Linked DNA regions of Homo sapiens: regions 1, 3 and 4 are each linked to region 2. A link is a contact called in ENCODE Hi-C or POLR2A ChIA-PET data. All regions are on one chromosome and are shown on one strand. The core of a region is the stretch at or near the end of the contact, and the rest is flanking DNA. Distances in the headings are between cores, read along the strand shown. Region 1 has its middle 28 kb from the start of SNORA75. Region 2 overlaps ITM2C (integral membrane protein 2C). Region 3 overlaps SP110 (SP110 nuclear body protein). Region 4 overlaps SP140 (SP140 nuclear body protein).

What was found. A loop is a pair of places that touch in the nucleus more often than their neighbours do. ChIA-PET counts read pairs that join two places held with the same protein, here RNA polymerase II (POLR2A). Pooled maps may share reads with other maps.
Region 1: a loop to region 2 is called in a pooled map, with 2.6 times the contacts of the local background. The contact joins two enhancer-like sites. A Hi-C loop is called at or near these places in 1 of 37 single-sample maps with no recorded cell type and 3 of 50 pooled maps. POLR2A ChIA-PET finds 5 or more read pairs at or near these places in 1 of 52 experiments (Panc1).
Region 3: a map with no recorded cell type shows a loop between it and region 2 (4-fold over the local background). The contact joins two enhancer-like sites. A Hi-C loop is called at or near these places in 4 of 37 single-sample maps with no recorded cell type and 2 of 50 pooled maps.
Region 4: a loop to region 2 is called in a pooled map, with 4 times the contacts of the local background. The contact joins two enhancer-like sites. A Hi-C loop is called at or near these places in 5 of 37 single-sample maps with no recorded cell type and 3 of 50 pooled maps.

What each region holds. Positions count from the first base shown.
Region 1 is chr2:231,424,748-231,430,246 of GRCh38, reverse strand. No RefSeq gene overlaps it. Among named protein-coding and RNA genes, the nearest start is that of SNORA75, 28 kb to the left of the region's middle. Within about 2 kb of position 3,431, at least 2 of the 41 ENCODE cell types and tissues checked have a DNase peak (open chromatin) inside an H3K27ac peak, as active enhancers do.
Region 2 is chr2:230,870,508-230,875,509 of GRCh38, reverse strand. ITM2C (integral membrane protein 2C) reads right to left here. Exons shown (of 6, transcript NM_030926.6): 2 at 1,953-2,093. Among named protein-coding and RNA genes, the nearest start is that of ITM2C, 8.1 kb to the right of the region's middle. RefSeq lists a silencer at 1,230-1,299 and enhancers at 1,660-1,979, 2,180-2,719, 4,645-5,002. Within about 2 kb of position 2,374, at least 6 of the 41 ENCODE cell types and tissues checked have a DNase peak (open chromatin) inside an H3K27ac peak, as active enhancers do.
Region 3 is chr2:230,206,311-230,211,217 of GRCh38, reverse strand. SP110 (SP110 nuclear body protein) reads left to right here. Exons shown (of 19, transcript NM_080424.4): 7 at 1,210-1,287; 8 at 3,159-3,227. It also overlaps a transcript of SP140 not described here. Among named protein-coding and RNA genes, the nearest start is that of SP110, 11 kb to the left of the region's middle. Within about 2 kb of position 1,622, at least 2 of the 41 ENCODE cell types and tissues checked have a DNase peak (open chromatin) inside an H3K27ac peak, as active enhancers do.
Region 4 is chr2:230,256,158-230,260,938 of GRCh38, reverse strand. All of the region lies in intron 12 of SP140 (SP140 nuclear body protein), which reads right to left. Among named protein-coding and RNA genes, the nearest start is that of SP140, 33 kb to the right of the region's middle. RefSeq lists an enhancer at 3,079-3,148. Within about 2 kb of position 3,003, at least 2 of the 41 ENCODE cell types and tissues checked have a DNase peak (open chromatin) inside an H3K27ac peak, as active enhancers do.

The DNA.
Region 1 (5,499 bases), core at 2,182-4,681, 550 kb before region 2:
TTGACCCTGGGACATTCTTCTTCTGGACAATGAGTCCCATGATCTCTACACCATGCACCTTGGGACCCCCTCCTCTGCTAACAATAGATAACCACCTTTAACTGTAACTTTCCACTGCCTACCCAAACCCTATAAAGCTGCCCCTTTCTTATCTCCCTTCGCTGACTGCTTTTTCAGAGTCAGTCTGCCTGCACCCAGGTGATTAAAAAGCTTTATTCCTCGCACAAAGTCTGCTTGCTGGTCTCTTCACACAGATGTGCTTGACAAAAATCAAGTGCTCCAACTCTCTCTCTCTTTTTTTTAAAGAGATAGGGTCTTGCTATGTTGCCCAGGTAGGTCTCGAACTCCTGGCCTCGAGCTGTCCTCCCACTTTGGCACTCCAAAATGTTGTGATTACAGGTGTGAGCCCCTTACACCTGGCCCCAGCTATTTTTGAATTGAGCTTTCCTTACACAAAAAAACCCTTGCATCTTTAAATGCATTTTCAGAAGGGATCCTTTTCATTTTGCTGGTTTCCTTCTTCCATTCACAAGAATTTTTCAGCACAAAAAACATGGTGGCTTTTGTGGACTGTCATGTTCATTGCCAAAACTGAAACTGGATAATACGTATTTATCATATGTCTCTTTCTTCAATACTACAACTGTAATGTGGTATGATAGTGTTGTAGGAGTTAAGAAATTATTTTAGGCAGATAAGAGAGGAAAAGGGGTCCCTGGGAAGTTTTCGTTTTTAAAGCAGCTCTTAGAGCCAGGCCGGCAACCTTTGATATGCAAATGAAGGCCATTAGAAACTGGGTCCACCCAAACATGGCGATTCCTGCGAACTTCTTGCCCTTGCCCCACATGTTCCTGGCAACATGGCCACCCCTACATATCCCCATGTGTGTAGAACATCATGGCACCCTGCGTTTGCATATTAAAAGGCTAGGGTGGGAGGGCCAGCTTTTTCACGGGCTGCATGAATGACATGCCTGGTCAAACCAATCCCCTGAGCCCTATGCAAATCAAACACTGCTTCCTCCAGCCTCTACATATACCTGGCTGGTATCCACCACACTTGGGGTTCCCTCTTTGGACTTTGGAGCCCCCCTCCTTCTGTCTCTGTATGGGGGAGCTTCTTTCTGTCTTCTCCCTTTCTTCTTGCCTACTAAACTCTCCGCTCCTTAAAACTACTCCATATGTGTCCATGTCATTCTTTTTTTTTTTTTTTTTTGAGATGGAGTCTCACTCTGTCGCTCAGGCTGGAGTGCAGTGGCACGATCTCGACTCACTGCAACCTCTGCCTCCCTGGCTCAAGCGATTCTCCTGCCTCAGCCTCCCGAGTAGCTGGGATTATAGGCATGCGCCACCACACCCAGCTAATTTTTGTATTTTTAGTAGAGACGGAGTTTCACCATCTTGGCCAGGCTGGTCTGGAACTCCTGACCTCGTGATCCACCTGCCTCAAAGTGCTGGGATTACAGGCGTGGGCCACCATGCCCGGCTGAGCCTGCCTTCTTGTTTCAGCTCTCACACTGTAAACATGTGTCCTTTTGGTGGTCTATTTAGTGCCACTTTTTTTTTTTTTTTTGAGACAGAGTCTCGCTCTGTCGCCCAGAGCTAGAGTGCAATGGCGCGATCTCGGCTCACTGCAACCTCTGCCTCCCAGGTTCAAGCAATTCTCCTGCCTCAGCCTCCCGAGTAGCTGAGACTACAGGTGCGTGTCACCACACTCGGCTAATTTTTGTATTTTTAGTAGAGATGGGGTTTCACCATGTTGGCCAGGCTGGTCTTGAACTCCTAACCTTGTGATCTGCCTGCCTCAGCCTCCCAAAGTGCAGGGATTACAGGCGTGAGCCACCACGCCCAGCCAGTGCCACTTTTTTTGTATTTTGTGCTTTTTGTTGCTGGTTTTCTTGCTTCATGTGGCCCCCAAGTGAACTGCTGATGAGCTTTCTGGTGCTCCTAAGAGCAAGAAGGATGTGATGTGCTATAGGGAGAAAATCTGTGCGTTGGAGAAGCTTCATTCAGGTGTGAGTTATGGTGCCGTGAGTCCAATATTAATGAATCAGGCTGGGCGTGGTGGCTCATGTCTGTAATTCTGGCACTTTAGGAGGCCGAGGCAGGAGGATCACCTGAGGTCAGGAGTTAGACCAGCCTGGCCAACATGGTGAAACCCCATCTCTACTAAAAACTACAAAAAATTAGCTGGGCATGGTGGCACATGCCTGTAATCCCAGCTATTCAGCAGGCTGAGGCAGGAGAATGGCTTGAACCTGGGAGGCGGAGGTTGCAGTGAGCCAAGATCATGTCATTGTACTCCAACCTGGGCAACAAGAGTAAAACTGCATCTAAAAAAAAAAAATTAATGAATCAACTGTATATTAACTTCAGTGTCTTTAAACAGAAACAAACATAAAAAAAGGTTATGCGTTGGTCGACTGAGGAAAATATTGTGACTAGGCCGGGCATGGTGGCTCAAGCCTGTAATTCCAGCACTTTGGGAGGCCGAGGTGAGCGGATCACTTGAGGCCAGGAGTTTGAGACCAGCCTGGTCAACATGGTGAAACCCCATCTCTACTAAAAATAAAAAAAATTAGCCAGGCGTGGTGGCACACACCTGTAATCACAGCTACTTGGGAGGCTGAGGCACGAGAATCACTTGAATCCAGGCAGTGGAGGTTGCAGTTTGCTGAGAATGCACCACACACCACTGCACTCCAGCCTGGGCAATAGAGTGAGACTCGGTCCAAAAAAAAAAAAAGAAAGAAAGAAAATACTGTGACCAGACCCTCACAGGTACCTAAGGAGGAACCTAATTTCTCCCAGGAGCAAAGCTTCAACATTCACTAATCCAGTGTTTGTGGTGATTTTATAGAACATAACCACCACGAATCAGGAGCATGGGCTGTACCTCCTGCTGGTTGTGTTTCTCTGGTTGCGATCTGACTGATATAGTGACAAAGTCACAGAACTGCTAATACTATTGTGGTTTTTTGCCACTACCTTAACAAATTTTGAAGAAAAGTTAAGGGTTGGTGAAAACAAAGATGTCTATTTATTCCCATCCATGCATATGAGTCCCCTGAATGCTCTCTGTGGACCCTGTGGGCATTCGTGGACCCCAGGTTAAGACCACCTGCAGGTTAACAGAGGATAATGCAAAGGCCCACACCAATCATGGTGAAGGGTGGAGGTAGCAATGTTCCCACAGGCTCTGAGGAAGCAGTGAAGCTGGAAGGCCCCACCGGGGAACTGGAGGCTGAGGGCTCAGCAGGCCTGTGGGCTCTGCTCCCCAGCTGAAGACACGGTACCCCTAGTTCTTCCTTAAGCTGTGGTTGCCCCAAGCTAGATCCATCCGAAAAAACCATGGCTGCCTACGGGTGTTGAGGAAGCGTTGTTTGCAAGGGCTGGGGTTTGCCCCAGTGGCTCTGAGGCCTCTCCCTCTCCTTGCACTAAACTCAGACAATTCTGTTCTTCTCCTATTATTCTACCTGTGATTTTAAGTGCTCCTCGTATCTGCACAAACTTACCCCCATCTCTTTTTATTGAAAAAGCAAACAGATCCCCTGATTCTTTGGGTCTGGGATGATACTTTGGCTGACTATCTGTGCCCTCCACCCACTACACCCTCCCAGAAAATGAAATTAATCTACTTAGGTTCATCACAAAGGTGGGCTGGTCGACCCAGTGGCAGACCGTCCCGCCCATGTCACCATACCAAGCGCCCTTCTGCTTCAGGTCCTGGGAGGTCAGGACTTCCTGGTGTCATCCTCAGACGGCGGGACAAGGCTGGGGCTGGATTCTTCCTGTCTGGGTTCACCTCCAATTGCTGGTGCTTCCTTAAGCACAGCACTATTGCCCCCATGTTTATGAACGGGAAAGGATACTAATTAGAACCAGCCAAAGGAAGAGACACAGGGTAGAGTCCAGGGAGGGTCCTGATGAGGAGCTGGCAGCCACCGGTGTGGCATCACCTCCTTCTTGCTGTGATGTGTGACAATTCGCAGAGTACCGCCAACGGGTGTGGCATCACCTCCTCCTTGCTGTGATGTATGACAATTCGCAGAGTACCGCCAACCACGGAAGCTTCCCCGGGCTTTGATGTCAGAATTTGTGTTGCAGTTTCCCTCTGTGGGCAGGGTGATGGAATCATTGCCTGTGAGGTTGAACTGGGTCTCTAGCTTGTTTCTTCGCCCCGGGGGTTGCTCTGACAGCTCTCGCCCTCAGGGGCCCATCATGAGTCACCTCATTAGGGTAACGGTAAACCATCAGGTGTGGTCTTCCAGGAGCCAGGACAAAGGCACAAAGGCCAGATCTCTCTGGGGAGAGGGAGCGTGTGAATTGCTTAGTACACAGCTCCTGACTTTAGCCTCCTGCCCCTCAGGCTGGTGCTTCCCCAGCTCTGACTACACATTCTGCTTTGTGAGTGATTTTACGAGTCTCACCTGGCCTGGAACTGGCAATGGGGAAATTGCTGAGGCAGGTGGCTGGCTCCAGGGCCTGGCTTGAAGATGGGCAGGAAGGCACTTACACTGCCCTCTCATGAGCCCCCCGGTACCCCCTTACAGCCCCAGACCCCAGTGATGTTCAGGCTTTTGGAGCAAGCCCTGTTGCTTTCTGCAACCTCTGTGGGTGGACTCGGACTCCTGACTGGTCACTTGCGGAAGAGAAGACCAGCGGCTCCTCTCCCTCTCGCAGGAGACTGAAGGCTGCCACCTCTGAGACCTCCTACCCTTTGGCTCCCCTTCTGGGAACCATGTGAAAGTGGCTGTCATGAGCCACATCCTGTCCAGCTGAAGTCCTGCTTGATGTTGGCAGAGGATGTGGTCGTTCAGAGCTGGGAGGACAGACCAGACACCAAGCAAGACCAAGAACTCTCCACTATTTCTGACTCTGGATGAGCGGGGTGCAGGGTCTTGAGGAGTAACTGGGGAACGGGACTGCAGAGACTACAATTCCCTCAGGGAATGTGGCTGTGGGATGAGAGTAGGGACACAGCTGAAGAGGTTCATGGGGTTGAAGGAGTTTCTTGTTTTTGTTTGTTTTCAACACGTAAAAGTCTTGAGCCCATTTAAAAGGCCATGGAGCTAGGCGCGGTGGCTCAGGCCTGCAATCCCAGCACTTTGGGGGGCTGAGGTGGGCGGGTCACATAAGGTCAGGAGTTCGAGGCCAGCATGGTGAAACCCTGTCTCTACTAAAAATACAAAAATTAGCTGGGCGTGTTGGCAGGTGCCTGTAATCTCAGCTACTTGGGAGGCTGAGGTGTGAGAATCGCTTGAACCTGGGAGGCAAAGGTTGCAGTGAGCCGAGATGGCACCACTGCACTCCAGCCTGGGCAACAGAATGAGACCCCGTCTCAAAAAAAAAAAAAAAAAAGAAAAGAAAAGAAAAGAAAAGGCTATGGAGAAGGATTAGTGGAGCAATGGATGTTGACCACAGAAGAGAGACAGTGGTCCTAAGCGCTTGGGAAGGGTGGGCTCTGAGACTCAGGTGGAGGCAAGCAGGGGATGGGTCT
Region 2 (5,002 bases), core at 1,125-3,624:
GCAAGAAGAGCAGGGACTGTGAGACCCATTTCGCAGATGGAGAAACTGAGACGGTGGGGCATCAGGTCAGGGTCTGGGGCTGCCAGTGAGGAGATGAGCTGATTCTTGGGCAAGGCGCTTCCCAGCTTCACAAACGGAAGGGAGGATGAGCTGGGTCTGCCAGGTTCTAGGTGGCAGACCTCTCTGGGCCTCAGTTTCCCCATCAGTAAAGCATGATGATCCCTAAGGTCCCTTCTGGCCTCCAAGTCCTTGAGTCGGTGACTGGGAAAAGGGGTGGCCCAGCAGGACTAGGACCTGGCCACCTCCGTGCCCTCCACAGAGGTGCAGACACCAGAGAAAGAGCCTGGGGTTGGCAGGGGGTCAAGGACGAACCTAAGAGTTGGGCACCTACGCCTGTGCACGACTGCCTTTCCTGTCACCTGCTGTCCTGGCCTGCAGACCTGGAGGGGCCTAACACGGCGGGTGGGGAGGTGGAGCTGGAGGCAACACTGTTAAGAGTCTTGTGCCCCTATCACGGTTACCTCCACATCCAGCCTCGGACAAGTGCCATCGCCCTTCCTGGATATCCCTGACCCCTGTCTTGGAGAAACCTTGACAGACACTGTGTCTGGTGGGCCAGTCCAGTCACTCCATCAGTAAGGGAGGCCAGGCAGCCTGGTGTGATCCCATCAACTGAATGGCCGGGCGGGCCAGTCTGCCCACTCTTACTTCTGGAGGGGGCTCCTGGAGGGGCCTGTAGATACATGCTTGGGACTGCCTGGCCTGGGATCGGCAGGATTCCACCGTCTGTTTGATTCAGTGCAAGTTCTCCAGGGAGGATGCGTCATCGCAGCATGGGGGGCTCCTGTGGGCTGTGCGGGGATGAGAGCCCAGGGAAGGTGAGGCTCCGGGGCTGCATCCCACAGTGGCTGGACACCCCGAATACTGTCCCAGGGCACAGACCCAGGGGCTGCTGGGAGGTGTCCACACAACGAATTGGGGTGTGGGGAGAAGGGTGTGAGTCGAGGGTGGAACAGAGGGGACCAGGAAATGCTGGCCCAGGTCCTAGGGTAGGGCCACAACAGGAAGAGGCCTGTGGGAAGGTCCCACACAGGACCCTGGAACGAGGGGGACGCAGGCCATGGAGGGAGTGGGGCGGGGCAGGGGGATGCTGCACAGAAAGGAAGGTGATGGGTGTATGTGAGCTGAGCTTTCAAGGGGAAAGCCCCGTGAATGCAAACTCTTCAGCAATTTCCATCGTGGAAAAACTGGGGGACAACAAAGTTAAACGCTTAGGAGTGGGAGGTCACTTGGGTCATAAATGACTGGCAAGTCCCACCTCTTTGTCACCCTGAGGTTCTCTGTGAGTTGTACGTAGGTTTATCCTTTTAATTTACCTACTTTCATTTCCAAGCACACAGCGACACTCCCTCCCTCCCAGGTCTGGGTTGGCCCAGCTTTGTGCCCAGGTCCCCCGGGGAGGGGGATGATAGTTGGCAGCAAGGACACACTCCTGCTTCTGGAAGGAGGTGGTGGAGACTCTCTGTACCCACCCCTCTCCCTCTCTTGTTTGGTAACCCAAATGTCCATGCACAAGCACAGTTAGGTCAGCCTTAAAGCGTGACCTGCAGGTGCAGGGTCTGAGCTGTGGAGGGGGATCACAGTTCCAGTTTCTGCCAGATCTGAGTTTCTGGTGAGAATTCCCCAGGGTGACCCTGTGGGGCGGGCCCAGTGCTGTCACCCGGATTCATGCTTGGCTCCCCAGGACAAGGGGCTAAATGTGGGACTGGCCTGCATCCAAGGAGGCCCCAAGGAGGAGGGGGCACCCCAGTCTTGTGGGCTGGCCGGGCACTCGCTCCCACCTGAGGGCATGTCTGGGGCTTCCTGCTGCCCCCTTGCAGACACTTCCCTCCATGCCTCTCTAGACATGACCCTTTCTCGAGGCCTTGCCCCTACCTGGCCCGGCCCCTCACCTGCGCAAGGAAGAAGTATCTGTAGATGTAGACAGAGGCGAACACGAGGCCCATGAGCAGCACGACCATGCCCATCGACAGGTAGCACACGCCGCCCACTGAGCCCCCCCTCTTGGATCGATGTTGTGGGGGCTGCTCCTCCTGTGGATAGCAATGCTGGGTCAGTGGGGGCCAGGGCCCCTCCCCTGGAAATCCCCCCTTCCCTAAGTCAGGCTTCACCTGCTGGCTGGGCCCGGAGGGAGTCTTGGGGGAAAGGGAGGGAAGGAGATGACACCTAGAAGGGAAAGGAAGGCCCACCAGGGTCACCCGGACTCGTCCTGGCTAAAGAGAAACCGAGACAAACCTCGAAAGAGAAAAGGAGACACACCTCGAAAGAGAAACCAAGACACACCTGGAAGCCACCGAAAGAGATGCAGTGGGTTCAGCAGGTGCATTTTGAGTTATCTGAGCTCTTAGGCCTCTTGCTTATACCAGCCGTGACCGTGGTATATTCTTTCAAACAGAAGATAGGGGATGTGCCGACCTGGCCTCGGTGACTTTAGGGACTTAGAAATCTCTGTAGGAATTGAGACACACCAGGCAGGCTGGGAGCTGCTGCTCTGGACGATGGGGAGCCCGGGAAGGCTTTTGAGCTGGGGAGTGACAAGATCCACTCTAAAACCAAGGTGCAGAGGGTAGACTAAAATGAGGACAATAGGAGGTGGGCAGGCTGTGTAAAGGCTGCTCAACTCCACCAAGGAGGCTGTGACTGATGGGGGCAGGGGCTCCAGGAGCCCCATGGGGTCTGGGCATGGGTGCTTGTCCCCAGCCAGGGAGCTCTAGGCCTGTGATCCACACTGGCCCCCCACAGGCACCGACCGGCAGTCAAGCAGGCTGTTACAAGTGGTGTAACAGCTACAGGATGAAGCCCGGAAGCTTCCATCCACCAGGGAGCTCCTGCCAGGAGAGAAATGTGGCTGTCCGGAAGGCCAGGCTAGAAGGATCCTGGAAAAATCTGCTCTGGGAGCCAGAATTGGGCTCAAGATCATAGCTGCAGGGCTGCCAAGAAGCCAACCTAACCCATCTCCAGGCCACACATGTGTGGGGTGGTGGACGTAGGTGTGTGAGTATAAAATTCAACAAAACTGCTTTACCCAGAGCACTGACGAGAGCCAGCCAGGTGAGCTTGGTCAATTTCCTGTCTCTTCTCCTCCCTACCTCCTATGCCTTCCCCCGGGCCCTTGCTCACCCTTGGAGATAATGCAAAAGCCCCGGGGCCAGTCTCTGCCTCCAATGTTCACCATTTAATCCTTCCTCCGTGGTGTCCACATACGGCCAAGAGTGAGGTTAGAGGTCAGTCCCTGCGGACTGCCGCAGTATTGGGGAGAGGAGGGGATCCAGCCCCAGAGCCTGAAGCTTCTCATTCTGGCTCTGCCACTACCTGCCTGCTTAGCACTTTCTGGGCCTCGGCTTCCCCATCTGCAAAATGAGCAGGTCAGACCAAGTGACCTCTCAGGCCCTTTCCGGCCAGGCGTTCTGGGATGGGAACAGATTTCCTTTCTCCCTTCCCCCTGGAGGGGGGTGGTTCAGGCCTAAGTGACTCAGGACAGGCCCTATCTCTCAGCACAGCACAGGGGTCCTGCCCTGGGGGCGCCTGCTTCGCTCCTCAGGTTTCACCTCCCACCCTTTTAGAGCACAGGGGAGTGTGGGGCCTGGGCCCTGGGGAGCTGAGGGTCTGACCCGCCCTGCTTAGGAAAAGGACAGAAAATGTCTGGAGGACCCCCCCTTCACTGCGGACATGCGTGAGCAGGTCAGCAGGCCCCCAGCATCCTCACCATGGGGTGCCCCTGCCTGTCCTGCACCCTCACACTCAAGTCTGCCCGCAAGGGAGCCTGCTGGGTGGGTGTGGGAGGTCAAACCACTGCCCGCACTGCCTGGCCCATGAGGAGGCCGGGGCCTCTCCCCACCTTGCCCTGCTTTAGGGGTCCCGTGATCATATGGACCACCTGCCCACTGTCATCTCCTCAGCAGCCAGGGGCACTAACCAAGGTCACCAGCAAGTGACGGGCATGGCCACAGTGCACAGGGCCCTCAGGAACAGCTGCTGGCCACAGGGGGTTGGGACTAAATGGCTTTGGTTTTCCAATGGACTCCCGGGAGCAGCAAGAGACGGGGGTGACACCTTCCGTTGGCATCTCCCAGGGATCGAACCACCCAGGAGCTCTTGCAAACCAGGCACCAGGGATGCCCTCCTGCCCCTCTGGCGCTCCTGAGCAGGTCTTAAGGAAAGGTGGCTGACCCTGACACAGGCCAGGCTGCCTACAGCAGCTGGGAAATCTGCCCTCGGGACACAACAAACACCAGGGCTCAGATTGTATTTAGGGGTCAAGTGGGGCTACAGGCCCAGCGGGGCCCTGCAACCTCCCCCTTCTCGGGTCTCCCATGCAAAATGTGGACAGACTCTGCGTGACAGGGGTTTTGCTGGGATTAAACGAGACAAAGAACCTAAAAGCCCTTTGTAAAGGATCAAGTGCTAGATAAAAATAGCAGATCTTTATCAGCCGAGCCTTTCCTTTTTAGGGCTGACTCTGTGGACAGCTGTTGAGGCTGCATTGTGGCCAGACTTTTGCTTCTGCATTCTGGAAAACCAGGGAAACTAGCTTGTGAGATTGCTAACAACCAGAAAGACAGAAAAGGGAAAAAAAAAAAAGTCAAAGCGCTACGTGGGAGAGCCCGAGGGCCTGCTCCACAAATCAAATTCACCGACAAGGTGAGGCCTGCTAGCTTTATGGCAAAGGGCAGCCTCGCCTTTCCGCCTTTCCGCCTTAATGCTGGTCTGCAGAACTTGAGCTGGGTCCCGTGTCTCCCTGTCCTGGGGGAGGGGCTGGGCTCGGAGGCCCCACCGAGGGAGGTTAGAGAAGACAGAGCAGGGAGAAGGTGAGGCTTCCACGGCCCCAGCTGAAGAGCAGCAGTGGCAGGTGTGGCAGAGAAGGGCAGGGGTTCCTGCCAAGACCCCTCACTGTGAAGGCTGGGGATCCCCCACCTTACCTAGACTGCGGGTGGGCACTTCT
Region 3 (4,907 bases), core at 373-2,872, 660 kb after region 2:
ATGGACAGAGCCCCACCAGTGCCTGTAGGTTTGGACTCCAAATGCCACAAAGCGCCTGAAAGGGAAACATTCACCTGCCACAAAGGGTTGTGGCAGGAACCCCAGGGGAAAGCAAGGGAACTGAGTCAGGCTGGACTGTTTGACAGAGCCACTCTTCTGAGGCCACTTCAATAAAGTAGTGCTCAAAACGGCTCTGTCAAAATGCAAAGCAAATGAACAAAAACACTGTGTGGCCCTAATAGTGAATTGCTGCAGCAGACATGGATGGTCCTCCTTCCAAGCCCCCACCTGACTGTGGGGAATTTTCACTTTCAACCCTGGTCATTTCTATATCACTTGGAGTTTAAGAGTTGATATTATGAATATAACTTGAAAGGTAATAAATTATTCCAAAGATCTAATGACTGCTTGCCACCTGCCTCAGTCACCTATTCCTAAGCAGGCCAGCATTTGAGACCAATCTCAATGCAGTGTGTAAAGAAAAAGGTGACAGCTTCATGTGAGATGAGCCTTTATTTGTTATGGCTTCAAGTTCTCTGTCTTTCTTTGTGCAGCAAAAACTAGCAGAGCTTTATATGTCTTTGCTGTTAACAGGTGCTAGCAAGCACAGGCTAGCTCCTGCTTTCTTCAAACAATCCTTATATACAGAAATATATAAGGCATTTAGCCTTCTCCACTATTTCTCCAAGTAAAATAACCACAGATAGAGCAGTTAAAGAATATCCACACATAGACGTCAAAGCAATAAGATGTATTTTTCATACAGCAAAGACATTCCCCTTCATCATGGACATCAGATTTCAATATCACCACTTTCCGCTCTCAGCTTCATTCCTTGAGCAGGGGCTGCTGGGAGCAGAAACCATGTGACTATAGTCATGATACCCAGCACAGTTTATTCCTGCAATTTCCATTCATTGCACCTTCTTCACTCACTTCTCTTCCATCCATAAGATAATCTCTCTAAAAGGATCAGACTGAGCCTCTGCTGTGGGGCAGTTGTGCCCTAGTTCCCTGTGATGGTCGCACAGGTAACAATAACCACAAGTTGGCAAAAATCAAGACAGAGCCAGGGAATTCTTAGGGCAAGCAGATTCCCGGCCCTGGGCTGCATGTACTTTCTACTTTTCTAGTTCTTGCATTGACTTCCCTCAGCACTTTCTCTTCACTGGATCTGAGCTCTGAAATGACTTATATTTCTTTTGTCAGAGATAAGAGATAATTCTCCAGAACCAAATGACCCAGAAGAGCCCCAGGAGGTGTCCAGCACACCTTCAGACAAGAAAGGTAAGAAAAGCCTTTCTTCTGTAGAGGTCAGAAGGGTGAATTCAGAGTTGCTTTCTGTTTTTCTGACTGTATCTTGTCAAGAGCACCACTATGTGACCACAGTCCTGATGCCACACACAGTTCGTTTCTGCAGTTTCCATTTGCTGCATCTTCCAAAAAGGCCTTTATGAAAATTATCAGGAAACCAGAAGGCATTTGGGGGTATTGAAATATGCCATTGGAATTGCCTGTTCTGAAAAAATCAATCTCCTATATTCACAACTTCTTAGAGTGTTAATTGCACTTCCCTCTTTAACTGAAAGTTGGTTCCCCAGAGAGGAACCCACTTCCTCTTAAGACATGGCTAGGCATTCTCTGCCATCCATCACTCACACCTCATGGTGAGAGACAGGTTAGATGTCTGTCCTTTGCTGCCTACTGGCCCCATCCAGCCCCTTCCTCCCTGATCCTCTCCTTTGAGTCTTAACCATTCAATTAAAATGTTCACTCACTCATCATCAATATCATCCAATAATTTCCCCAATAATCCTTTCAAAAGCTGCTTTTCTGTCATTTCAAGTCCCAGCATCATCCTAGATGCCTTCAGGGTACACACGGATAACAGACAACTCTGTTATCCAATACTCTGGCCCCTCAAATCCTTCATCTTCTCATTTTCCATGACTTTTTCCTCCACCAATTCTTGGCCTCCCATACCCAAAGGCAAGCTATAGACCCTATCGTCATTCAAACCTGGCTCGATTTCCCAACAGTTAATTTCAGAATTCCTTTTTTGATACCTGTCCTTGAGCTTTTCTCCTTTTATAGCTATCATTCAACCTCTGATCACTCTTTCCCAGCCCAATCCTAACAAAAGAAAAAGAATCAAAAATATATTTTTCTGTGCTTATTTATTTGTTGTTTCCTCTGAAGTTGTCCTTCAACCTCATTTGGATCACCAGTCCACTGGCCTTTCCTCCTTCCAAGCCATCATCTGCTTTTCTTTGCTTCCCAGCTTTTTAACATTGACACTAACTCACAGTCCAAGATTCATCATTTCAGTAATCTATTGCCATTATCTTAAACCTGCCTTTCCTCTCTGCCTTTTCCTAGAACTCTCTGGCAAGTCTTGGAAGACCCTACTTACCTACTTCCTGTACACTGCATCTGAAAGCCAGCAGTGCTGGAGAGAGTTCCACAGCAGGGCAGAGTGCACTCACTGGTCTTCATGGTTCCAGCACAAATCATCTCTCCTTACTGTGTGACAATGCTACTTCCTGCAATAATCCTTTCAAACCTCAAGCCCTATTTTTCAAACCTCTGACCCCCTCACCTCCTGCTTTTTGCTCAATCAGTGACTTTCCCTCCTGCACCATAAGGAGATATCAGATGAGAATCCCCTTATTTGTGCTGCTAGTCCTACAAACCCTAACTACATCTGTCTCCCTCCTCTCCGAGTTCCCTCCTTCTCTTCTAAGACAATCCTTCTGCCTCATCTTATAGTATCCATGATCCCTTCTCTCTCAAGTATTCATTAAAGCAGTATGTCTCACACAAGAATCTGCATTACATGTATCACAGCTCATTAAAAAATGCTTTTTCTTGATTCTCATCTCACTTCAACTACTTCCATATCTCTCTCCTTCATTTCACAACCAAACTTCTAGAAATGAGCTACCTAAACTCCCTGTCTCTATTTCTTCGTTTCTCCTTTTCCTCTGTCATTTTAGAGTCCTTCTTCCCCTATTACTCCCTGAAGTACCATCACCTAAGGTCACCAATGAACTTCTAGCAATGTGGTTTGAAGACCAAAAGTAAAAGCTGAATATCATTGACATACAAGATTGGGAGATCAATGTTTGTAACTATAAAACATTATCCTTTCTTTTTAGGAAAGAAAAGAAAAAGATGTATCTGGTCAACTCCAAAAAGGAGACATAAGAAAAAAAGCCTCCCAGGAGGTAAGATGAGAGTACAAGAGGAAGCTGGAGGCTGGAAACAGCTCATGCAGGGCTTGTAGGTCAAGCTGTGGAGGGTTGAATTTTATTCTAAATGCAATGGGAAGCCATTGAAGAGATTTAGTCAGTGAAGTGACACAATGTAAGCTCAATTTTGCTACGGTGTAAAGAATGAGTTGGAGCTGGGAAAGAATGGAGGCAGGGCAGCCATTTTGGGGCAGATGCCATGAGAGTTCTTGGTGGCTTGGATTCAGATCTGACAGTGGAGATGCAGAGAAGAGTGCCAATTCAAGATCAGTTTTGCAGGTATTGTTGACAGGATTTGACATATTATTAGCTACAGATGAGAAAGAGAAAAATCAAGGCCCACTCTTCAATTTCTGGCTTGAACAAGTAAGTGGTAATGCCCATTGCTGAGGGAAGATGCAAATATATTGGGGGATAACTCTTAGAGTTCAATTATTGACCTGTTCCTTTAGAGGTTTCTGCTAGCCATCTATGCAGCTGTGTATAGATGTGTGTTTTGTCAAGAACTGTAAAGGGTCTAAGATGTTACTCCACTTGCATTGGTATCTCCTTATATATATGAGTGCTGCAGGAACACAAGGTATCTGGTCAGGGAAAATAATTCTTTACTGATATTCACAACCAGCTTATCAGCCAGAGCAATATTGCAGCGTCTGTCTCCCATACACAAACCCAAAGGCAATGCTAAGAGAGCTAATGGAATCTTTCTATTCAAAATAGACTACAACTCATGTATAAGGGATGTAGAATGATGGATTTTTCTGTTTAGATACATGAGAGGGATAGCCATCATCCTTTCCTCCTGAAAGGAAAAGAAAAAACTTTGCTGCTTTGAGATAAAATGGAAAAGATCCTCGTTCCAAAGCTCTCCATCCTAACCTTTGGAATTTAAATGCATCTTTCCAAAGGCCAGAGAAACTCTAGGTGTTGCTGGCTTTTACAACCTAAAGATGTCTCCAAGTTCTGGGCTTTACCCCTTGTGATATATAAATACCTAGGGAAAGACCACTCCAGTTTTCCTGGTACTTTAGGATTTAACCTAGGAAGCTAGTCCTGGGTGAACCCATTTGGCCATCTCAGGAGATAAGAGAGGTTCTATTCTCCCTCTAGATCAGAGTAATTAACTAGAAAAATAGCTATAGCTCTAATTCTCATGGTGTGGGAAGAGGAAAATGTTTCTGGGGAAGTGAAAGCAAGTATTTCCTATATTTATATTGCATACATTTCTGTGTCTCCGGGACTAGGGCTTTTTACAGGAACACTGAGAAATCAGGAAGTTATATTCCCCACAATATGGCAATTTGGCACTCACTGAAAAAGTGTGGTCCATATATATATATATATATATATATATATATATATATATATATAAAATCTGGACCAGATAATATATAATATCTGGACCAGATATATGTATATATATGAGTTATCAATAAAATAAAGGTATTCTGATCTATGGGAGAAGAAAAGAGAACCACAGACCTAGCCCTGCTCTAAGTAATCCCAGTGGAAGAGGAATCTAGCAAGACAGACTGAGGGAACGAGACCAGTGAAGACAGAGGAGCACCAAGAAAGAACATGTTAGCAAGCCAAGAGGGAATGGTTGACTATACTGAGAGACTAAGATAAATTCAGAGAAGAGGGCCTTGAGTTTGG
Region 4 (4,781 bases), core at 1,754-4,253, 620 kb after region 2:
GGAACCAAAAAGGAGCCCACAAAGCCAAAGCAAGACTAAGCAAAAAGAACAAATCTGGAGGCATCACACGACATGATTTCAAACTATACTATAAGGCCATAGTCACCAAAACAGAGTGGTACTGGTACAAAAATAGACGTAGACCAATGAAACAGAACAGAGAACCCAGAAGTAAACCCAAATACTTACAGCCAACTGATCTTTGACAAAGCAAACAAACCATAAAGTGGGGAAAGGACACCCTATTCAACAAATGGTGCTGGGATAATTGGCAAGCCACATGTAGGAGAATGAAACTGGATCCTCATCTCTCACCTTATACAAAAATCAACTCAAGATGGATCAAGGACTTAAATCTAAGGCCTGAAACTATAAAAATTCTGGAAGATAACATCAGAAAAACCCTTCTAAACATTGGCTTAGGCAAGGCCTTCATGACCAAGAACCCAAAAGCAAATGAAAGAAAAACAAAGATAAATAGCTGGGACTTAATTAAACCTAAGAGCTTTTGCACAGCAAAAGGAACAGTCAGCAGAGTAAACAGACAACCCACAGAGTGGGAGAAAATCTTCACAATCTATACATCTGACAAAAGACTAATATCCATAATCTACAATGAACTTAAACAAATCAGTAAGAAAAAAACAAACAATCCCATCAAAAAGTGGGCTAAGGACATGAATAGACAGTTCGTAAAAGAAGATATACAAATGGCCAATGAACATATGAAAAAATTGCTCAACATCACCAATGATCAGGGAAATGCAAATCAAAACCACAATGCGATACCACCTCACTCCTTAAGAATGGCCATAATCAAAAAATCAAAAACAGTAGATGCTGGCATGGATGCAGTGAATAGGGAACACTTCTACACTGCTGATGGGAATGTAAACTAGTACAGCTGCTATGGAAAACAGTGTAGAGATTCCTTAAAGAACTAAAAATAGAACTACCATTTGATCCAGCAATCCCACTACTGGGTATCTATCCAGAGGAAAAGAAGTCATTATTCGAAAAAGATACTTGCACATGCATGTTTATAGCAGTACAATTCACAATTGCAAAATTGTGGAACCAACCCAAATGCCCACCAATTAACAAGTGGATAAAGAAACTGTGGTATATATGTATGTATGTGGTATATATATATATATATATATATATGATGGAATACTACGCAGCCATAAAAAGGAATGAATTAACAGCATTTGCAGTGACCTGGATGAGATTGGAGACTATTTTTTTTTTTGAGATGGAGTCTCGTTCTGTCACCCAGGCTGGAGTGCAGTGGTGTGATCTCAGCTCATTACCACCTCCACCTCCCGGGTTCAAGCAATTCTCCTGCCTCAGCCCCTGCTAGTAGCTGGGATTACAGGCACACACTACCATGCCTGACTAATTTTTGTATTTTTTTTTTTTTAGCGGAGGCGGGGTTTTGCCATGTTGGCCAGGTTGGTCTCAAACTCCTGACCTCAGGTGATCCATCCATCTCAGCCTCCCAAAGTGCTGGGACTACAGGCGTGAGCCACCGTGCCCGGCTTGGAGACTATCATCCTAAGTGAAGTAACTCAGGAAAGGAAAACCAAACACTGTATGTTCTCACTGATACGTGGGAGCTAAGCTATGAGGACGCAAAGGTGTAAGAATGATGCAATGGACTTTGGGGACTTGGAGGGAAGAGTGGGAGGGGTGCGAGGGATAGAAGACTACAAATATGGTGCAGCGTATACTGCTCAGGTGATGGGTGCACCAAAATCTCACAAATCACCACTAAAGAACTTACCCATGTAACCAGATACAACCTGTACCCCAATAACTTACGGAAAAATAAAAATAAATAAATAAATAAATAAACAAACAGGCCATGCTCTAGGGGTATCACTTCAAAACGTGACAGACATCAAAGAGCCATTGCTAGTAGCCACATCTCATCCTAGTTGCCTCAAAGCAATTGCAGGTGACTGCATTAGTCCATGGTTCTGGAGATTTTGTACTTGGATCAACTTTAACTCTGTTCCCGTTTAGAAAAAAAAAAAAGTGCAGCTTGCTGCACTCATTTAATTTTACGTAAACACATTCTTTGAGGCTGAAGCAAACATGATTGATTTTCAATGTGAAAATAAAATATATAAACTGTTCTTGGAGTTATTTCTAAACAGAACCATATCAGAATCATCTATTTTAAAAATATATGATTCATCAAATGAATCTTCGGCCAACAATTGTTCAGTAACAATGTTAACAGCACATGTGGGAAAGCCACGTTTTCCAGGATTTGACATTTTCAGTGATCAACAATTACTGTATTTTGTAAATGGAAATACCACTACTAAAACCAGAATGCTATAATTAGAAGAATGTCTTTTGTTTCCAAAGTCAATATATTAGAGTGATGTGAAAATAATAATAAAAGCAAGATATTTCATGGCAAATTTACTTGGGATAAACGCTGCAGCCACAAGGGTGGCTGGTGAGTATTCTTGGAGCAAAAGGGAATAAATAGGATAGTATTGCAAGCAGCACAATTCTGCTGCTAATTAAAAACTTTCAACAGTTGTCTGCCATTCCATTAACGTATTGTAAAACATCATTACTTTTTCTTATGTCATCCTTTGCAAGGATAACACTCTCAATCTAGCAACTCTATAACTCCTACTCAGTGAAGGGGAATCCTAGGATTTTGTTTCCAGGGTCCTCTTCCAGAAAAGACATCTTGGATGGGGAAAATACTTGATGGTGCCTCCTGCAGCTTTAGATGAGAGATTTCCTAAAGGGGAAACTGATAATTGAAAGTTGCTACACTTCTAGGAAAACTCATTATTGTTTGGCCATATGGTCAATAACAACCAGAATCATCCCAATTAATCAACAATAGCTTCTGGCCAGTACACAGGCCTCTGAAAGCCAGCCAACCATTGACTTCCCCATGCTTCTGAAAGTCAGACAGTCAGTAACAGCCACACTCCAGTGACCCTGCTTTCACTAAAGGTCAGCTAACCACTAACAAATCTCACTTTTGAAGGCCGCCAGTCACCGAGATCCACACTTCCACAAACGTTCTCTGTTCAGAGAAACTGACCCACAAGCACAACTATCCCTTAACTGAACAATAAATTCAGCCTTTCGTTTGATATTAAGTGGTGGCCCCTTATTTTTTCTTTTTTTCTTCTGAGATGGAATCTTGCTCTGTCACCAGGCTGGAGTGCAGTGATGTGATCTCAGCTGACTGCAACCTCCACATCCCGGGTTCAAGCAACTCTCTTGTTTCAGCCTCCCGAGTAGCTGGGACTACAGGTGTGCTCGACCACAACCAGCTAATTTTTGTATTTTTAGTAGAGATGGGGTTTTGCCATGTTGGCCCGGCTGGCCTTGAACTCCTGACCTCAAGTGATCCACCTGCCTTGGCCTCCCAAATTGCTGGGATTACAGGGGTGACCCACTGCACCCAGCCTAAGTGATAGCCCCTTCTACTAGTGATATCTTTTTATTACTCTATGACGGCATCTATGGTTCTTTTCGGCTTTCTGGACTTTCTCTTCTTAACATCTCCTCTCCCTTACTGTCTCTTCCTCCTTCAGTGATGTGCTACATATACTTTTCATATTGCCTCTCTGTTTCTCTTTTCTGGCTCTATTTTTCTGGATATCTCCTATCTCGTATCGTAGATTACATTCAAGTATTTTCCAACTCTTGATAATGTTTCCTTATCTCTCCCTAATCTTTCTTTATTTGTTAGATAAAAGTCTCTTTCCATTGAACCCTGGTAGAGTCTCTTGGATTCCTAAAAACCCTTTGGGCATCCACATTGGACTCAGACTATGAGACCCCACCCCAACCCATGCCCACCTCATAGAACTGAAAGCCTGTAAGGAGTCATCCAGGACACTGGTCTCTGCTCTTTCTTTTTTCTTGGGTCTTATCAAACACCCGTGTCACATGCATTTCTGTGTTTCTGGCTCCTTAAAACAGCAATAACAGCACCTTCCCTATCTAAGTCTTGAGGTTTTTGTGAGTAAAATTATAACACCTATCAGAGTACTCTGAAAAACCACTGCATGATCCAATGACATAATGGAAAGTACTGGTCAAAAATACCATTTAGTCTCACAAATAGTTGATCTAAGTTCTGCCAATTAGATGGTAGAATACCATTACACTGAAGGCTTTGTCAAGTTTGTGAAAAAATCATAAAAAAGTATCTACCAGCAGAGGAATGATACCCTTTTTTATTTCCATAGAGGGAGTGAGAATAGAAATTTTTTTTATTATACTTTAAGTTTTAGGGTACATGTGCACAACGTGCAGGTTTGTTACATATGTATACATGTGCTGTGTTGGTGTGCTGCACCCATTAACTCATCATTTACGTTAGGTATATCTCCTAATGCTATCCCTCCCCCCTCCCCCACCCCACAATAGGCCCTGGTGTGTGATATCCCCCTTCTTGTGTCCAAGTGTTCTCATTGTTCAATTCCCACCTATGAGTGAGAACATGCAGTGTTTGGTTTTTTGTCCTTGTGATAGTTTGCTGAGAATGATGGTTTCCAGCTTCATCCATGTCCCTACAAAGGACATGGACTCATCATTTTTTATGGCTGCATAGTATTCCATGGTGTATATGTGCCACATTTTCTTAATCCAGTCTATCATTGTTGGACATTTGGGTTGGTTCCAAGTCTTTGCTATTGTGAATAGTGCCACAATAAACATACGTGTGCATGTGTCTTTATAGCAGCATGATTTATAATCCTTTGGGTATATACCCAGTAATGGGATGG